Linked DNA regions of Homo sapiens: region 2 is linked to region 1. Evidence: chromatin loops called from intact Hi-C (ENCODE). Cell type or tissue: K562. All regions are shown on one strand. Links, peaks and the distances in the headings refer to the core of each region. The heading gives the core; the rest is flanking DNA.

Region 1 (2,819 bases), core at 62-2,561:
TGTATCCTCATGCAGGATAACAATGCTTTAACAATTATTGTTTAACTAAATACACCATCTTTATACACTGATTCTCAGAAAGAACTCTTACTTCCCTCATTCTGTTAGTAAAAATATGATTATTATAGTCCCCAAGGAAACCTGAGTTACCATTCTTGGTTTCCATGATGATCTCTCTCTCCCTCCCTCCCTCTTTTCTTCCCCCCCACTCCACCGCAATGAGGTACTAAGTAATATTCCTTCTTCTCTTCAGTATTTGAAGAGATATTTGAAATTATCTGATATTTGAAATCTGTCTTCAAATACTGGAAATATTTGAAAATATTTCCAATACCTCTCCACTGACACCATCCTAGTCCTGGCTTCATCCTTCATATCACACCTTGATTGCTGCAAAAGCTTTCTCACTGATTTTCCTATTCCGGTCTTTCCCATCTAATCCACATTGTACACTTGCATGACATTAACTTTTCTAAAACATAATTTTCATTGTCTGACTCCTCTATTAAAACATATTTGGTGGCTCTTCTCTGTGCCCAGAATAAATGTCTCATTATTCTTACTGCTTTTTTTTTGTTAACCTCTTAATCATTTTCATTTGGTGCCAAAGTAAACATTTTTCCGTTTTTGTTCTTCAATAGTTTAATATATTATTTTTCTATCTCCTCCCATCAATGGCGATCTCTTTAAAGGTCAGGGTTATATAGTACTCCTCTCACAGACCCTTCAATATGTTATGGTGTAATCTTCACAATGACGCTCAGTAAATATTTGTTAATTTGGAATATATACAGTATAATCTCCAGCTTACAAATTGCTTTCTTATATGTTTCCTGGACATGAACATGAACAATGTAGGTCACAGAGACAAACTTCATAGTCTATCCATGTTTCTCGACTACTACTCAAGCATTTTGTTGTATTAATTATACTAATTGGTAAAAAATACAAATGTCAGTGTATTTTTAGCTTATGACCAACATGATCAATGGAGCCCCTAGAAACATAATTCTTTTTAAGCCATTATGTTACTGTGTTTGCAATTGACGAGAAGTTTTAATAAGTCAATGCCTGAGGAGAAGCAGAAAGGAAACAGGATGAAATTAAAACAAGTACCATTATTTAAAAGGAGTGATGGCAACTTTTTTCAGACTAGTTAAGTGCAGCTTGTCACCACCAACAGAATTATACCTATTACCTTGAAAGTGTAAAGCTGTTCTCCATGATTTTGCTAGAAAATGATGTTGAAAGAGAAATCATTTGAACAAATTTGTTCAGTGAAACTTTGTGAGCCCATGGACAAATAAAAGCTGTTCCCTTTGAGAACGTAAAATTTTCCTTTGAAAATTCCAGGAGTAAGTAGGAAAAGACATAGTTTATAATTTTTTATTGGGAGAAAGTTGGTTTAAAGAATTTAAAAAATGAAGTCACAGCATTAAATTATCTTTATGTTTATAAATTTATTTAATTTCCAAGACTTATGTGTTCATCTCAATCCTTGACATACTCATCTGCCAGACACAAAAAATAGTGGTCTATTTAAGAGGCCTTAATGAATGACAACATTTTTGAAATATGCTATATGAGTACAAATATTTCCAGAGCAAAGAGGGAAAACTGTTGATTGGGTAGACAATCAAATTCCAAGCATTTATCTGATTTACAGAAGTACATCTACTTTTTGTTTTTCACTAAATGAATACAACCACTTTTAATATATATGTGGGTGTGGCTGTGTGCGTATTTCAAAACACACACGCACACACAATAAAGAAACATTTCATAGTGGCAAAATTTTAGTGCACTGCCAAAGTGCTACAATAACTGTCATCCACAGACATCCACATGCAAACACTACTGGACTAGTACACTAGAGCAAATAAGAGAGTATTTAGCAAAACTCTCTGGCAAAAACTTTTAAAACGGAAGTAATGAAACAGAAATCCACTTCTAATTTGAAGGCTTTAGAAAATAATCTTCATTTTAATCACATATACACATAGTATTATCTAAGCTCAGAAAATAACTTCTTCCTGTATGCACAGAACTTCAATGTACACTCAGTAAATGTTAGCATTTGAAGAAAATGTGCCATGAGGAGAATGTCTGAGGGATAATGGCAGGAAAAAGATATATCCATTATAAAAGAGGACAGAAAGGCATAGCAAGGATGGGGATGTGCAGGAAAGGGAGGGGAGAGGGAAGAAAGTAAACTGACCATAAAAGAAACCAATTCAAATGGAAAACAGCGACTAACCTTGACACAGGAATGAATCATGAAGGCTGGATGGGTAGACTGGGAGGGGTGAAAAGAATGTATATTCTTTGTTTTAAGCTATATATAAAATTGTCAGATTTAGCCAAAGCCTAGTTGGAATGGGAGTTGGCTAAATTACATGAAATGTAACACAGACATTGCCAAAACTACTTCACAGGGTTGTTCTGAACAACGAGACACAAATTGTGAAGATGTTCCCCAAATTGCAAAATGCTACACTAATGTAAGACAGATAGTTTACACAATATTCCAGTTCAATCTTTCCTTTCAACTCTGGGAAATTACAAGTGCAAACAATGAGATCTACAGAGCACAGAAAGAAAAAAACCTCCACTGCTCCATTATCAGATTTTCAGGGAACAGCAGGCTTCACAGTCACAGAGAAGCCTGACTTTCAAAACAGAGCAAAGATGGTGACAAACTGATCGAATGGAGAGATACGCTCTTATGCATGTGGGCAATGTCCCCACTCCTGGTATTACCCACAGCAATTCTTAGAGGGAAAATTATTCAGTAGAGGGAAAATTATTCAGTAGAGGGA
Region 2 (2,819 bases), core at 292-2,791, 440 kb after region 1:
GACACAGCCACCCATTACTGGGTATATACCCAAAGGATTATAAATCATGCTTCTATAAAGACACATGCACACGTATGTTAATTGTGGCACTATTCACAATAGCGAAGACTTGGAACCAACCCAAATGTCCAACAATGATAGACTGGATTAAGAAAATGTGGCACATATACGCCATGGAATACTATGCAGCCATAAAAAATGATGAGTTCATGTCCTTTGTAGGGACATGGATGAAGCTGGAAACCATCATTCTCAGCAAACTATCGCAGGGACAGAAAACCAAAGACCGCATGTTCTCACTCATTGGTGCGAATTGAGCAATGAGAACACTTGGACACAGGAAGGGGAAGATCACACACCGGGGCCTGTTGTGGGGTGGGAGAGAGGGGAAGGATAGCATTAGGAGATATACCTAATGTTAAATGATGAGTTAATGGGTGCAGCACACCAACATGGCACTTGTATAAATATGTAACAAACCTGCACATTGTGCACATGTACCCTAAAACTTAAAGTATAATATAAAAAAGAAAGAAAGAAGTTCAAGAGAAAAAATAAAAAATAAAAAATAAAAATTAAACTGAGCAAATTGGCTTAGTAGAATCCTCCAGCAATTATCCTCCTACCCCCTGCGGAACACCAAAATAAACAAGTATTCATGCAAAAAATACCTTTGTAAGAACCAAAACGTCAGGTGATTGATCACAGTACTTGGTTTTAACATAAATATAAGAAAAAATGCATTCAAGAGGATAGAAAGGACAGTCTCACATTGTCTACATGACCCCTCTCCCAATCTAAAACAGGGCAGCCAGAAGAATCTGTGTGTTGGGAGAGAAAGAGTGCAGTCAGTGTGGAGATTGCATGGGAACCCAGTGCCACCTTGTCACAGTGGAATGCAACACCAGGCAGACTTCTACTGGTGCCCATGGAGGGAGCATTTAGACCAGCCCTGGACCAGAAGGGAATCTGATACTCCAGTAGGAGAAACCCAGGTCCTGGCCCAATTTGCCATTGCCTGACTAAAGTAGCTCAGGGCCTCGAAAATTTGAGTGGTAACCAGGCCATCATGACTACAGTCATTGGGTGCATTCTGCTGGTCTCAGATGCTGTGGAATGGAATTGAGATTCAGCAGGACACCAGCTGCAGTTGGTGTGGAGGACCTGTGTGATCCCTCTCCCAATTCCACATAGTGCAGCTCAGAGAAAGACTCTTTCCACTTGGGCAAAGGAGAAATAAAAGTACAAGGGACTTGGTCTTGCAACTGGGTATCAGCTCAGCCACAGTAAAATAAAGCACCAGATCAAATACTGAAGCTTCCAATTCCAGAATTTTGTTCCTGTACATCATTATTAAACCCACCCTGACGAAGAAGGCAATCTGCTGCCCTGGTGGGATAGAACAAGTTCTGGCTGGATTCGCCATCTACAGACTAAAATGTATTTGGACACTGAATAAACATTAGCAGTAGCCAAACAGTGGCAGCTGTGGGCCTTTGGTGAGGTCCAGTACTAGTGTCGGTCTGGAAAGCCCTGGGCTTCAAGTGCAACCCAGCACGGTGACAGGTGCAGTGGTCATAGGAGTGCCTGTGTCACCTCTCCCCCAACTCCAGGCAGCCCAGCACAGAGAGATTCCATCTGATTAGCAGAAAGAGAGGTAACAGAGCAAGAGACTTTGCTTGGAAAACCAGGGAATTCTCTCTTATCTTTTCCAAGTCCACAAAGGCTGTGTATCTAGGAGAATGCAAGAGTTGCAGCATACCAGGGCTCAGGCTGCCACCTAGTGCTGAAATCGCTACAGTCACCACAGGCTTAGGTCACTTAATACTGTATCCTCTGAATTCTTGGAAAACCATTTCCAGAAGATTCAGTATGAACAAGGCCAGACTGCAAAGACTGAAATAAATACATAACTCTTCAATGCCCAGATACTGAAGAATATCCACAAGCATTAAGAACATCCAGGAGACATGATATCACTAAATGAACTAAATAAGACACTAGAAACCAATCCTGAAGTGCCAGAGATATAGAACCTCTCAGAGGCAGAATTCAAAATAGCTATTTTGTGGAAGCTCAATGAACTGCAAGATAACACATAGAAGGTATTCAGAATTCCATCAGAGATTTTACCATAGAAGCTGAAATCATTTTAAAACATCAAACAGATATCTTAGAGCTGAAAAATTCAATTGACAGAATGAAAAATGCATGTGTGTCAATAACAGAGTTGATCAAACAGAAGAAAGAATTAGTAAGCTCAAAGACGTGATATGTCAAAACACACTACCAGAGGATGAAAAAGAATGAAATATGAGAAGGAAGTGAATTGCTCCTGCAAGACCCAGGAGACAGCTCAAATACTGTGAGTGCCCAAACTGTGAAAGTGAGAAAGGGGGATCATGTACCCCTGAACACATACCCTTACAGAGTAACCTGAAGGTCTAGATCACGGGAGAAGGATTTCACCTTGCCTTGAGCTGAGTAAATTTATAGAGCCGAGTGAAATACAGGGGTAGAGGAGAAGCAGGAAAAGCCCTGTGGGCTCTCTGGGTCCCCAGGGAAGCTATGTCTGACTTGTCTCACAGTGTTCCTTGAGGAGGGCTGCCAGAGGAACTGGGAAAAGATCACAGTAGCCAGAGGAACTGGGAAAAGATCACAGTAGAAGGAAACCTCCAGCTGAACTTTGTAACAGTTCCAACTGAACCCAAAGTCTCCTGGCCAGAACTTGGGGGATGACGTGAAACTCGTGTGCAGACTCAAAGGCAGGGAGCCCTGCTTTTTTCTCAGCCTGAAGGCTAGTAGTAGCCTGGAGCAAG

Evidence for each region. A loop is a pair of places that touch in the nucleus more often than their neighbours do. Peaks named below come from ENCODE experiments on the same cell type or tissue, not always from the same donor. Only the 100,000 strongest peaks of a DNase experiment are listed, where the experiment ranks them.
Region 2: it touches region 1 in a loop (9-fold over the local background); 2 of 110 quality-filtered maps call a loop at or near these places.

The regions. Positions count from the first base shown.
Region 1 is chrX:57,596,099-57,598,917 of GRCh38, reverse strand. It overlaps ZXDB (zinc finger X-linked duplicated B), which reads right to left. Exons shown (of 1, transcript NM_007157.4): 1 at 1,441-2,819. Among named protein-coding and RNA genes, the nearest start is that of ZXDB, 5.5 kb to the right of the region's middle. In K562, for the core only: no CTCF peak of the experiment used is centred there; no DNase peak of the experiment used is centred there.
Region 2 is chrX:57,155,564-57,158,382 of GRCh38, reverse strand. It overlaps a transcript of FAAH2 not described here. Among named protein-coding and RNA genes, the nearest start is that of SPIN2A, 20 kb to the right of the region's middle. In K562, for the core only: a CTCF peak has its summit at 1,779 (motif pointing left); no DNase peak of the experiment used is centred there.